Regions from separate parts of the Homo sapiens genome. Here regions 1 and 2 are each linked to region 3. Evidence: chromatin loops called from intact Hi-C (ENCODE). Cell type or tissue: OCI-LY7. All regions are shown on one strand.

What was found. Peaks named below come from ENCODE experiments on the same cell type or tissue, not always from the same donor. Only the 100,000 strongest peaks of a DNase experiment are listed, where the experiment ranks them.
Region 1: it touches region 3 in a loop (14-fold over the local background); 21 of 110 quality-filtered maps call a loop at or near these places.
Region 2: it touches region 3 in a loop (7-fold over the local background); 3 of 110 quality-filtered maps call a loop at or near these places.

The regions. Positions count from the first base shown.
Region 1 is chrX:83,466,791-83,471,790 of GRCh38, reverse strand. No RefSeq gene overlaps it. Among named protein-coding and RNA genes, the nearest start is that of POU3F4, 39 kb to the left of the region's middle. In OCI-LY7, a CTCF peak has its summit at 2,028 (motif pointing left); DNase peaks (open chromatin) are centred at 2,030 and 2,900; H3K4me3 peaks cover 1,113 bases; H3K27ac peaks cover 1,168 bases.
Region 2 is chrX:83,006,211-83,011,210 of GRCh38, reverse strand. No RefSeq gene overlaps it. Among named protein-coding and RNA genes, the nearest start is that of POU3F4, 500 kb to the left of the region's middle. In OCI-LY7, CTCF peaks have their summits at 2,366 and 2,570 (motif pointing left); a DNase peak (open chromatin) is centred at 2,580.
Region 3 is chrX:83,632,464-83,637,463 of GRCh38, reverse strand. No RefSeq gene overlaps it. Among named protein-coding and RNA genes, the nearest start is that of POU3F4, 130 kb to the right of the region's middle. RefSeq lists an enhancer at 2,103-2,452. In OCI-LY7, a CTCF peak has its summit at 2,023 (motif pointing right); a DNase peak (open chromatin) is centred at 2,153; H3K4me3 peaks cover 647 bases; H3K27ac peaks cover 2,638 bases.

The DNA of each region.
Region 1 (5,000 bases), 170 kb after region 3:
AAAAAAATGCTGTCTTACTTTTGACAATTTGATTATCTTGGTGTGGATTTCTTTGGATTCACTCTAGTTAGAGTTTGTTGGACTTCTTTAATATGTATGTCCATTTTCTTTCCCAGATTTAGGAAGCTTAGGACTACTATTTCTTGGAATAAGCTTTTTCCTTCTTTTCTCTCATTTTTCTTTCTAGAACTTTCTTAATTCTTAATTTGTTCCTCTTGATTGTCTTCCATAAGTTCCTTAGCGTTTTTCCCTATATTTCATTTTATTTTATTTTCGTTCTTATGACTGCATAATTTCAAATGACTGATTTTTGATTTTGCTAATTCTTACTTCTGTTTGATCTTGCCTGCTGTTGGGTTCTTCTTCTGAATGGTCCAGTTCAGTTTTTTGTACTCTTTAACTCTAAAATTTGTTTGCTTTTTAAAAAATATGTTCTATCTCTTTGTTTGTATTCTTATTTTCTTCATGAATGGTTTTCTTGAGCTCACAGAGCATCTTTATTATGATTGTTTTGAACTTGTTTCAGGTAAGTTGTATATCTCCATTTTTTAAAGATCAATTTCTGGAGATTTATATTGTTCCATTTTTTTCAAAGTTTAAAAGTGTTAGTTGTATTTAATTGCAAGTTCCAATTAATTCTAATTCTAATTCTAAATATGATTTCATGATTACCTATGCTCTTCTACTTTTGTATTTTTTGTATAGTACATTCATTTAATATTTGTGATTCCTAAAGAATTTTGGACTGGCAACACAGATTCTTAAGCAAGAATCAATAATTATTTATATTTGTTGTTAATTCTTATGTTTCTCATATAAACATACAATTTAGATATTCTTAGCCACCCTCTCAGGTTGATAATGCACACATAAAGTGAAATACATTTTAACATAATTTCAGAGATTGCTATAATTTTCATTCAGGGTTGATTTTTTAAGCCACTTTAAAACAATTTTTTTTCAACTTTTATTTTAGATTCAGAGAGTACATGTGCAGGTTTGCTATGTTGGTAAATTGTGTGTCATTGAGGTTTAGTTTACAAATAATCCTCTCACCCAGGTAGTGACATGAATAGACACTTTGCAAAAGAAGACATACAAGTGGCCAAGAAACAGATGACAAAATGCTCAACATCATTAATCATTAGAGAAATGCAAACCAAAACCACAACAAGTTACCATCTCATACCAGTTGGAATGGTCATTATTAAAAAGACAAAAAATAACAGATGTTGGTGAGGTTGCAGAGAAAAGGGAACTCTTTCTCCCTGTTGGTGGGAATGTAAATTAGTTCAGCCACTGTAGAAAGTAGTTTGGTGATGTGTCAAAGAATGTAAAACAGAACTACCCCTTGACCTTACAATCTCATTATTGGGTAGGTACTCAAAGGAATATAAATCATTCTACCAAAAAGATATATGCACTAGTATGTTTATCACAGCACTAGTCACAATAACAACGACATGGAATCAACTTCAACGATTACCTTCAAGGGCAGACTGGATAAAGAAAATGTGGTACATATATAGCATGGAATACTATGCAGCCATAAAAAATAAAATTATGTACTTTGCAGCAATATGGATGCAGCTGGAGGTCATTATCTGAAGCAAATAGCACAGAAACAGAAAACCATGTTCTCACCTATAAGTGGAAGCTAAACATTGTGTCCAAGTTGACATAAAAATGGAAACAGTAAACACAGGGGACTACTAGAGGAAGAAGGGTGGGAGGTGAGTGAGGGTAGAAAAACTACCTATCAAGTATTGTGCATCATTTTTTAAAGCCATGTTTCCTGGCTTCTTTGTGTGTCTCACAACTTTGTACTCGGTTCTGCACATTAGAAAAAAAGTCACCTTTCCCAGTACTTAGGGACTGGCTTCATACCAGGAGGGACCCTCACCAATTAGCCTATCTTTAGATTCTGAGGGCCTCTGAAACCAGTTTTGGAGGGATGTCACTTCTCTGGGTATGGGCATGCAATTTCTCAATTGCTTGGGCTCATAGCTGGTAATTTCTTGCTCCCTCTGGTGTCTGTTTGTGGCACTCCAAGTTGTCTGCTTCTGTAATGGCATTACACATCCTCTTTTGTTCTTATCATCCACTAGGCACCCAAATTATGTCAGCTCTTTATCAGTGTCTCAAGTAAAATGAGACAGATGCTAATCCCTTAGGCAGCCCTTTAAAACTATGAAACAGTGGATAAAAATTTCAGTCTTCTCCCTCCCTTTCATGGGAGGAGCCTCAGATTTTGCACCTTCTCTTGATTTTGCCAATCTGTGCTGGCCTCAGTAAGCTGCCCCTCCTGCTCATCTTTGCTTTTAGTAGCCCCTAGGCATCCAAACTATGCCAAGCCCATCAGCACTCTGAGTGAAATGAAAAGTCATTCTTTCAGGAAGGCTGCAGAAAAGCCAAAAATTTGTATACATTTTCCACTTTTTTCTCCCTCTCCCTTCCTCTAGGGAGAAATAACGAGCTGAGACATTTTTTTCTCTGGAACAACCTGTGCTGTCTTGGGAAGTGCCTAATGTTGGTAAATCTTAATTGCTCTTCTTTCCCATTTCAATGTGCCTGTTCTCAGCTCTATGCTTACCTGGGGTACAGCAAATTCCTATCTGGAGTTTGGAAATATCATAAAAGTATTTTGGTCTATATATAATTGTTCAATTGTTGCTTCTGTGGGACTTCCTATTCTGCTATCTTTTTGATGTCACCGTCTGCTTTGTGTGGTTTTGATATTAAGAATATGTGAGCCTCATAAAATGAATTGTGAAACATTTCTGCTTTCTCTATTCTTTGGGAGAACTTATGTACGATTAAAGTTTCTTCCTCTTTGAATGTTCAGTAGAATTCAGCAGTGAAGTAACCTGGTTATGAATTTCCATTTCCGTAGTGGATAGCTTTTGCTTATGAATTCAATTTTCAATCAGTTATAGAAAAATTCAGTCTTTCTGTTCCTCTTTTGGGTAGTTTTGGTAATGTCTGCTTCTAGAAATATGTTCAACTAGATTTTCAATCTGGTGTGTCATACATTTATCAGTTATAATCTCTTATCTTTATAATTACTGCAGAAATTGTGATTTTGCCACTGCTTTATTCCAGATGCTGGTTAACTGTTCTTATTTTCTTTTATTCTTGCTCATTTGTGAGAAGTGTGTTTATTATTTACCTTAGAGCAAACTAATTTTTACCTTCATTGTTTTTCCCTATTGTAACATTGTTTTTTCATTAATTTCTGCATTTATCTTATTTTCCTTTCTATATATTTGGGTTTATTTTAATATCAATAACTTATTTTCTTAGGAAATATTATTAGCTAATTAATCTCCATATTTTTTCTAACATAAAATTGTAAGGCTCTTTATTTTTATCATGTTCTGCATCAGCTGCATTTCACAAGTTCTGATATTTGTTAACTTTATTACCATTCAGTTAAAACTTTTTTCATTATCTATCTTCTGCTATTTAAGTATTTAAAGGTATATTCTTAATTTCCATACATATGGAAATTTTTTTGTTTGTTATTGGTTTCAAGCACACTTGCATTGTGACATGAGAATGTATTTTGTATTATTTTAGTTCTTTTATATGTGTTAATGTTAGCTTTGGGGCCACAAATGCGGTCTTTTTATTTCCAAGTATTTAATATATTCTTGAAAAAAATGAGCACTCTGCAGTTTTGTATGCATAGATAGAAACATATCTGCATTAAGTTTGCTAATTGTGTTATTTAAATCTATATTCTTAATGATTTTTTTGTCTCTCTATCTCTGTAACAAACAGAGAAGTTTGTTAAAGTCTTCTATTATGATTGTGAATTTGCACTATCAAGTTTTGCTTTATGGTATTAGGTGTACACTCACAGATAACTTTTATTTCATCCTGATGAAATAAATGTTTTATCATAATATTTTGATCTCTGTTTCTAGTCATCTTTTTGCCCTATCATTTATATTTGGCTGATGTTTTTATAGCCAAATCTGCTTTATTTTATTTCCTGCTTTAATGGTCTTTTTGTCTCTTTATTTTAGCATTTTTGTATCTTTATGTTTTAAATCTGTTATTTGCAGTTAATATTAATTTGAGCTTTCTTTTTTTTCCAGTGTGACAATTTTTTTAAATGATAGCATTTTGTCCATTTATGTTTAATGTGATTAATGATACATTTGCTATTTAAATCTACAGTCTTATGTTGTGCTTTTAATGCCTTATCTTTTCTACTTTCTTTTTCTGTCTTTAAATGCTTCATTTTTAATGTATTAAGTAATTTTTGTTATTATTTACATTCCCTTTTTTTTGTTTGGAAGTCATAAACACTTCATTTAGTTACTTTAAAATGTATTATACATGTCTTTTACAAGAAAAAAACAAACAACCCCATCAAAAAGTGGGCAAAGGACACGAACAGACACTTCTCAAAAGAAGACATTCATACGGCCAACAAACATATAAAAAAAGGTCAACTTCACTATTCATCAGAGAAATGCAAATCAAAACCACATTGAGATACCATCTCATGCCAGTCAGAATGGCGATTATTAAAAAGTCAGGAAACTGATGCTGGAGAGGCTGTGAAGAAATAGGAATACTTTTACACTGTCTGTGGGAATGTAAATTAGTTCAACCATTGTGGAAGACAGTGTGGTGATTGCTTAAGGATCTAGAACCAGAAATACCATTTGACTGAGCAGTCCTATTACTGGATATATACCCAAAGGAATATAAATCATTCTATTATAAAGATACATGTACGTGTATGTTCATTGCAGTACCATTCACAATAGCAAAGACATGGAATCAACCTAAATGCCCATCAATGATAGACTGGATAATGAAAATGTGGTATGAGTACACCATGGAATACTATGCAGTCATAAAAAATGAGTTCATTTCCTTTGCAGGGATATGGATGAAGCTGGAAGCCATCATCCTCAGCAAACTAACACAGGAACAGAAAACCAAACACCTCATGTTCTCACTTATAGGTGGGAGCTGAACAT
Region 2 (5,000 bases), 630 kb after region 3:
AACAGCCAGTGGGATACTTGAGTAAGGAACTTAATTTTGTGGCTAAAGGATGGCCAGCATGCCTCCAAGCAGTTACCACAGTGGCCTTACTGGTACAGAGGCCACCAAATTAACTCTGAGAAATAACTTACTTATCTGTTTATACCTCACATAATGTGCCCAGATTGCTGTCTTCTAGTGGGAACCTTCGGCAAACAGACAGCTGGCTCCTTACATATAGGGCTCTGATGTAGGCAGGGCCTACAATCCAATTAAAAACTTGCTCTCACCTAAACCCAGCCACTTTCCTCCTCAAGAAAACTGGGAAACCTGAACATGACTGTGAACAAATAGTGGTACAGACTTATGCAGCCAGGGAGGATCTCAGGGAAACTCCCCTAGAAAATCCGGACTGGACTCTCTTCACAGATAGAAGTTCCTTTGTGGACCAATGAGTCCTTAAAGCAGGATATACAATAGTTGTTGAAAGTGTGCCCCTCTCTCCACAAACAAGCCCTCAAATATCTGAACGGAAAGCTCTTACAAGGACACTTGAACTAAGCAAGGGAATGGTAGTTAACATTTACACTGACTCCAAGTATGCTTTCTTAGTTCTTCGTGCTCATGCTGCCATTTGGAAGGAAAGACACTTTCTTAATGCTAATGGATCCCCTATAAAATATCATCAGGAAATTAGCAGGTTATTATCCTCAGTTTTTCTTCCACGAGAAGTAGCAGTGATTAATTGTAAGAGACATCAGAAGGGAACAGATGAAATAGCCGAAAGATCAAGTTAGCTGATCAGACAGCCAAATCAGCAGCAAGAAAGCCTCAGGGACTCAATACATTTAAAGTCTCTCTAATTTGGGTTGGCTAAATAAGAGACATTAAGCCTCAGTACTCTGCTGTAGAGATAGAATGGGCCATCTCTCAAGGGTACATTTTCTAAGCCTCAGGATAGCTACAGTCAGAGGATGGCAAACTCCACTTGCCATCCTCCAGCCAGTGGAAAGTTCTTAAAATCCTCCACCAAGCTTTTCACTTGGGAAAAGACAAAACTTACCCGTGTGCCCAGAGATTGTTTTCGGGAGAGAACTTTACAAAAACAGTCAAACAAGTTGTTAATGCTTGTAAAGTCTCCCTTAAAAATAATCCCCTTAACAGACGGCTCTTGCTTCTCAAACCCAAAGGATGGGAAGCTATCCAGGGGAGGACTGGCAGATAGACTTCACCCACATGCCAAAGACGAAGGACATCCAATACCTCCTGGTATGGGTAGATACTTTTGCTAACTGGGTAGAAGCATTTCTATGCCACACAGAAAAGTCTTCTGAGGTAATAAAAGTGCTAATGAAATAACTTCCTGTTTTGGTCTACCTAAATACTTTCAAAGCGAAAACGATCCCTCATTTAAGGCAGCATCACACAGAAGGTCTCAAAGTCACTAGTCATACAATATAATCTCCATTGTGCTTGGAGACCCCAGTTCTCAGGAAGGGTAAAGAAGACAAATGATGTTGTCAAAATACAACTCGGAAAACTGTCCCAAGTAACTCACCTTCCTTGAGTCACTCTTCTTCCCATGGCTTTATTGTGGGTAAGAAATACCCCTTCAAAGTTAGATCTAAGGCATTTTGAAAGGCTGCATGGATGGCTTTTCTTTACCAGTGATTTCCTATTAGACCAGGAAACCTCTAAATTGGTTAAACATGTAACCTCTCAGACTCACTTCCGACAGGAGTTAACACAATTAGCAGAAGTCCAACCCCAAGAAATAGGACCACCTTTATTTAACCCAGGAGATTTGGTATTGGTTAAGGCTCTACCCTCTCGCTCTCCCTCCTTAAGCCTAAGCTGGCAAGGGCCTTACACTGTTCTTTCAACCCCTTCAGTAGTAAAAGTTAGAGGAATCAACTCCCGGATACATCACACTCCAGTCAAAGCCTTGAAAGCTGAGAGAACAGCCCCGGATGGCCCAAAGGAACATCCTGGATATCAATGTAAAAAGAGGGGCTCTTAAGCTGAAAATCATAAAAGATAAGTAAATGAGTGAGAGCTACTCATCCTAGTCAGTCTCACCCCTACATTACCAGATACTTTCAGTTATCTCTACCTTGCCTCTCAAAATTTGCTGCCAGGTATTACAACTTTTTTGATGCATATTTTCAGGGACGTTTTGATTATCTATGAGATTATATTTGTAACTTCCTAAACCCCCAAAGGAAAATTCTATATCTTGGTGAGTAAAATTTTAGATGGAAGTTATTTACTACACCATCCATGTGTGAATTGTTATACTCACCATACCATTTATAGTAGGGCAAGGCACCTGAGATGTGGAATTCTAAATAGAAAATTCTAATTGCTCTAACAGCCAAATTATCGTCTTTATAACAGGATTAATAACTACAGGGATTACGTAGCCAAAGTTAACACTAAAGTTACTCTAGCCACCCAATAATGTATTTCTCCCAATCATATCGGAAGTTATAAAAGATGGCCCAGACCTAAAATTATCTTCTAACAGGAAGTCACAGGGGAATATATGTTTTTCTCAAAGAAACAAATGTTGCTTTTATATTAACATTTTTGGTAAAGTAGAGCGACATCTGGTGGAGAAAACCAGTATTAAAATCCATCAGAACGGCTATCAAACTCCATTGTCATGGTTATGGCCTATGGTACCCCCACTAATAGTGGTAATCTTAACACTCATATTCGAAACCTGTATTCTAAACCTTGTAAAATTGATCTCTTCTTGCCTAGAAGCTATTAAGCTCCAAATGGTGCTGCAGATGGAACCACGCATGGACATGTCTTTCTTCTGAGGACCCTTATATTGACCCCAGGAGGAGCCCTAGATGCTGTTCCTCACACGACGCCCTCTCCAGCAGAAAGTAGTCATAAGAAGTCATCATCCAGCCCCCCACCCCCAAGAGCAGTTAGGGTTTCCACTCTTGATGGGGGAGATAATACAGGAGGTAGAAATAAATTACGTAGGCAGATAGTGAGGGCAAAAGAGTCCTTTGCAGAATTTCCCGTCCAAAAAAAGCATCTGCCAAAATCATTTTGTTTTCTAACAAAGAGCAGCCTGAAAAAATGAGCTGCAAACATAAATAAGGAAGCTAGAAGCTTGCACGGGGGAATGCTGGTAGCTGCACCAATAGAAAAAGGCTACCTGGGGACCAGGCATGTCCAGGCATGGAGGCTCCATATTCCCTTTTTTTGTTACAGCGTGTACAGGAACAAAGGAATGGGCAACATGGCACAGCTCAGGAAGAGACCCAGCCTGCATTATAAAAGATTAGGTTGGGGGCTACCAGAAATTTATGCCCTATGCAAATGGCACACCTGGTCTAACCAGTTTTTTTTTTTTGTTTGAGCTACCTACATCATATACCACCTCCCCACCACTCATCTATACACCCCCCTGCATTTCTCTGAGGACTGGTAAGCCATTTTTTCAGGACCCCTCTCTGTAGGAGAGCTATTTTCTTTCCTTCAACTATTCAACTTCCATTCTCAAAATCACTCTTTCTGTGTCTGCATCCTTGTTCTCCATGCTGTGAGACAATGAACATCGGGTATCACCCCAGACAATGAGGCTGTTTCAAATCTAACAGGTGGGAAGTGGCAAAGCAGTCTAAACTTATGTGAACTGTGTATAATTGGCCATATGTGGACATTAAAGTCTCTGTTCCATTAGCTTAGTGGTCAGCAAATAACTTGATAAATATTTCTTTAAATTTCTGCAACTAATTATTATTAATTTTTTTGCCACGGATCTGTTTGCATATTGGGTATGACTTTCATACTCAGGAAGTTTACTATTATGCCTTAGTCTTCTCAACATGTTGTGTAGAGCTAAGGTCAATCACACTTATATCTTTGGGGATCCTCATGTCTTTTCTAAGATTGTGTGCAGCCCTGAGCAGGCAGATGGAATTCTACATTCCCAAGAATACATCAGAGATTTCCAAAGCCATTGTGGTTACCTCATTTTTTTTTCACCTTTCCTCTTAAGCATTTTAGTTAACTCTATTGTTTTCCTCAACTGTCATTTATTACCTCAGGGAGCATTCCCAAAAACAATTGCCTGTAAGTATTTTGAAAAATCTCCCCTATCACAGATTGCATCTTTATCACTGGTAAATTTAAGTTTTGTAAAATAAAGACAAACCTTTTGAGTCTGTCTTCTAGGAGGATACCAGATGGTTCAATTTTCTTTTAACTGTGAATAAAATCTATTCCACAACCTTCTGTACTGGAAATTCAGGCTATTATTTCCAAGGGTGTTGATACACTAAAGAAAAGAAGATGGAACTATGATAAATTAAAATTCCAAATAGTTCACTGTTCTTAGTGGAATTCAGCCATTTTGTTTTAAAAAAAAAAAAGCTACTTCTTTTTTTTTCTGATAATCTATGTTTAATTTTAAAATTTGAAAAAAAAATAATTCTAAATTTTCCCAATTTTTTACTGATTTTATAGAAAGGCAGAACTTCAGGTCTTTTTTAATGCACAATTCTGTTACATCTGCAAGTGAGTTTTAGATTTTGTCTATTGTATTTTTTACTTCAAAAATTTCCATTTAGTTCTGCTTTATATTTTCTAATTCTGACTTGAGATTTTCTAATTTTTTTTTATCTTTTTTAAGAGTGTTTGCTCTTAGTTGTTGTACAAATTGTTTTTTTTCTTTTTTCTTTTTGTGATGGAGTCTCGCTCTCTCACCCTGGCTAGAGTGCAGTGGCGCGATCTCGGCTCACTGCAAGCTCTGCCTCCCCAGTTCATGCCATTCTCCTGCCTCAGCCTCCTGAGTAGCTGGGACTACAGGTGCCCGCCACCATGCCCGGCTAATTTTTTTGTATTTTTAGTAGAGACAGGGTTTCACCGTGTTAGCCAGGATGGTCTCGATCTCCTGACCTCGTGATCCACCCGCCTCAGCCTCCCAAAGTGCTGGGATTACAGGTGTGAGCCACCGTGCCCGGCCTTTTTGTGCAAATTTTTAATGATAGTTGCTT
Region 3 (5,000 bases):
CCCTGAGGGACGTTAAGGCAGAATTAATTGTATATTTCCAAAATTAACACTCATTTTATTTTTAAGCAAAAATATTTAGGGCTCTAATTCTATAAAATGATAAAATAAACAGCTGTGTTACAGCAGTCCTAGAAACAGTTTGTATTATTAATTCTAAATCAGCCTAGAGAGTCATTGAGGTTGAATAAGAATGACAAATGTCAGTGCATCATGAAGAACAAATGAAAAGGGACAAATGCTATAGCAGACCTCAGGTGTGGGCTGCTTTGGGAGTGGCATTCTCATGTAGACATTCTTATTTGGATCATACGTAATCCACACATGAAGGCATAAAATATTTTGACAGCAAAATTCCAGTGTGCCAGCAAGTGTGCAATTTGAACCCCAGCAGCTTCTTAGGAACACGTATTAAGTTGGTGCAAAAGTGACCGCAGTTCCTGTCATTACTTTTAATAACAACTATCTCATAAAGGTGTTTTGAAGGTTAAATATTAAAGTGCCTGTAATAGTACCTGATACACAATGTACGTGGTTTTAATGGCAAAAACCACAATTACTTTTGCATCCACCTAAAGAGGGGGGATTCATTTGACAGTGAAACATTGAAGTAACTGTAGATTAAGTGACTTCTCTCAATTATTCAGTGGGAGATTCTTCCAGATAGCATTCAAATTAGAAATTATTTTATTTCTGTTCAAAGTCAGACACATTTATATAACAGCAGTGCAAACAGATATATTTGTAGAATTACATTTACTTATATATGCTTATATACAATATTATATGCATTTCATCATTATAATGTCATTCTGTTACATGTTAAAAGTTTTGAGTGGCGTGTGTATGCGTATGTGTGTGTGTATGTATCTTTTTTTGTACACTGTGAAAACTCACATACTCCAGGAGAGGGGATCACAGTTTAAGATCTTAATTAGCAACCACCCAAATTAGTAGTGCATCTTTCAGCTGAAGGGATGAGGGAGGGAACATTTAGGAGTAGGTTGAAGATAGACAACAAAGATAGGAAAAAATTTGGTTACATCTTTATCTAAGAACATTCCTGAAAGCGATAATATAGGTGAGAGAATACTAAGCAACTTGGTGAGCCCCAGGTAATCTTTCAACACACACTGACATTTTTTACTTCTCTTCAGTTACACCCTGCAGAAAGCACAATACGAACACTGGGTTGCCAGGAGTTGGTTTGCCTTGATCTTTGGGGTTGGGAGAACTGCAAAGAGTTGAAGTGGTTTAGACATTTTTAGAATTTTCTGGAATGCATTCTTCAGATCCTCATTGTAATAATGCCCCTGAGAAGATTTCCAGCATATAAACTCTACTCTAGACCAGAAGCTTTATTTAATAATTATAGATGTGTTTGTCTGAATATGGAATCATTTGTATCTTGCCTGGTTGCAATAAGCTGTTAATCATCTCCTCTCCCAGTAACATTAATAATGGTCGTACATTGTGTATTAGGTACTATTGTAGGTACTTTATATTTAACCTTCAAAACGCCTTTATGAGATACATGTTATTATTTTCATTTTACAAAAACATTGAGAATTTATGGAACAAGACAAGGATACCCACTCTAGCCACTCCTACTCAATACAGTTAACCAGGGAGATGAAAGATCTCCGTGAAAATAATTACAAAATACTGTTGAAAGAAATTAAAGATGACACAAAGAAGTGGAAAAATAGTCCATTGTGGGCAGCAAGCCACCCAGGTGCCAAGGCAAGAGACCGAGGACACAAGCTGTTCCAATATAATAAAGAAAATATATAAAATAAGAATAGTTATACTAGAAATAGATTATAGATAGATATGATGATATATGAACATTATTAATCATCAGTTTATAGCATTACCCTTTATTCCAATATTATAATAATCTTTTCTCTACAATTATAACCTAGGAAAAACCAGGCCATAAAGAGATAGGAGCTGAAGGGGCAAGGTGAGAAGTGACCAGAAGACGTGTGAGCCCTCTGTCATGCCCGAACAGGGCCGCTAGAGGGCTCCTTGGTATAGCGGTAACGCCAGTGCCTGGGAAGGCAACCGTTACTTAGCTGATCTTGGTCTAGCAGTAGCGTCAGTGCCTAGGGAAGGCACTCATTACTTAGCAGACCTCCCCAGGAGAGTTAGAGAAGACTCTGCTCCACCACCTCTTGTGGAAGGCTTGACGTCAGTCATGCCCACCCACAGCCATCTGGAGGCCTAACCGTCTCTCTGTGATGCTGTGCTTCAGCGGTCACACTCCTGTTTCACTTTCATGTTCCATTCTGTACACCTGGCTCCGCCCTCTAGATAGCAGTAGCAGAATTAGTGAAAGTATTTAAGTCTTCAATCTTTCTGAGAAGAGCATAGAAGAAATAATGACGTAGGCTGTCCTCTCTCTCTCAGCCTCAGCTACCTAAAAGGGAAAGGCCCCCTGTCTGGTGGACACATGACTCACGTGACCTTACCAATCATTGGAGATGACTCACACTCCTTACCCTGCCCCTTTGGCCTTGTATACAATAAATAGCAGTGCAGTCAGGCATTCGGGGCCACTACTGGTCTCCGTGTCTTGGTGGTAGTGGTCCCCCAGGCCCAGCTGTCTTTTCTTCTATCTCTTTGTCTTGTGTCTTTATTTCTACAATCTCTCATTTCCGCACAAGAGTAGAAAAACCCACAGACCCTGTAGGGCTGGTCCCTACAATCCATCCTCATGGATAGTAAGAATTAATATTGTTAAAATTGCCATACTGCCCAAAGAAATTTACAGATTCAATGCTATTCCTATCAAACTCCCAATGACTTTCTTCACAGAATTAGAGAAAATTATGCTAAAATTCATACAGGACCCAAAAAGAGCTTGAAGAGCCAAAGCATTCCTAAGAAAAAAAAACAAACCTAAAACATTACATTACCTGACTTCAAACCATGTTACAAGGCTACAGTAACTAAAATAGCATGATACTCATACATAAACAAACACATAAACCAATGGAACAAAAAAGGCCAGAAATAAAGCCACACAACTGCAACAATCTGATATTCAACAAAGTCAACAATAACAAGCAATGGATAAAGGATTCCCTATTCAATAAACGATGCTGGGATAACTGGCTAGCCATATGCAGAAGATTGAAACAGGACTACTTTCTTACACCATTTAAAAAATTAACTAAAGATATATGAAAGACTTTAATGTAAAATCTAAAATTACAAAAACCCTTGAAGAAAACCTGTGGTATACTATTCTGGACATAGGACCTGGCAAAGATTTCATGATGAAGATGCTAAAAACAATTGCAAAAAAAAAATTGACAAATAGGACATAATTAAACTAAACAGCTTCTGCACAGCAAAAAAAAAAAGTCATCAACAAAGTAAACAGACAACATACAGAATGGGAGAAAATACTTGCATAATATTCCTCTGACAAAAGTCTAATATGCAGAATCTATAAGGAACTTAAACAGATTAGCAAGCAAAAACCATGCAACCCCATTAAAAAGAGGACAAAGGAAATTAACAAACACTTCCCAAAAGAAGACACACACACACAGCCAACAAGCATGTGAAAAAAATGCCCAACATCACTAATTACTGGAGAAATGCAAATCAAAACCACAATGAGACACCATCTCACACCAGTAAGAATGGCTATTATTAAAGAGTCAAAAATAACAGATGCTGGCATGGTTTTGGAGAAAACGGAACGTTTGTACACTGCTGATGGGAATGTAAATTAGTCCAGTCATTGGGAAAAGCAATTTGGCAATTTCTCAAAGAACTTAAAAAAGAACTACCATTCAACCTGGCAATCCCATTATTGAATATATACCTAAAGGAATATAAATCGTTCTACCATAACAACACATGAACACGTATGTTCAACAAGATGATCTACCTGGCATTATGTTTACATATAATACTTGGTGTCACATACTGTTCCCAAATCAACGGCCTGGTAGAAAACAAAGTGTAACAAAATGGGATTGAAGCTGGCTGAATTTAGAGATGAGGTAGCCTTAGAAGTAAGTGTTAGAAAGTTTTCTTACAACCTGGGTTTTTGTGGGCCCACCTTCTTTTGTGGAGACAGTGAGGGAAATAGGTTTATTTCTTTCATTAAAACTGCACAGTCTATGAACATGTGAGAGCAATAACATTGGCTAACATCTATAGAGTACTCACTATGTATCAGCAGAGTCATCACATTGTCCAAATCTAAAAAGCATCATTCATGCTACATTCTATGTAAATGGCATCCCCTGAAATTGGGTTATTAATAGTACCGGGTGTCAGGCACTGTTCTAAACACTTTGCATATATTACCCCAATGTAATACTTATAACAACCCTAGGAGGTATGTACCATTATTATATCCACTGGACAGATGGAGGAACTGAGGTATAGAGAATATAAGTAACTAGGTCAAGGCTACATAGTAAGTGACAAAAAGTAGATTTAAATACAGCCTACTTAAATGTAGAGGCCATGATCATAACCACTACACAAACTGTCTCTACAAAGCTAGAAAAGAGTTTATGGATTTAGAAATGAAGAGATAGCAGTGGCTGGATGAAGAGCATCTGAATGAAGTTAGGAGGTAAAATGTATGCCAAAATTTTTTTTCACATTTGCTAAACCTGAGCCGCAAATTTGATTCTGAACTTTCGAGCTGTCAGTGCAGATGGAAACCCTATCAACTGTATGAGTTATAATATCTTAACAACAAATATTGTTACTAACATCAGATAACTAGTCTCTCATGAGATGTTTTCAAGAGGACATTGTGAGCAGTATCAACAAGACCTTGACAATAAATCCAGCAATTTGTTTCTTAAAGGCTGTTTCTAATAATTCCCCTTATTTTAATTCAATGCCTTAATGACAAAATGTCTGTAAAAGATATTATTGATCTATACTATGTCAAAATAAAGTTGCCCAGCAGTCCAGATTAACAATTCTCTGGTGACCTGGATTAAGCCAGAAATCGATTGTAA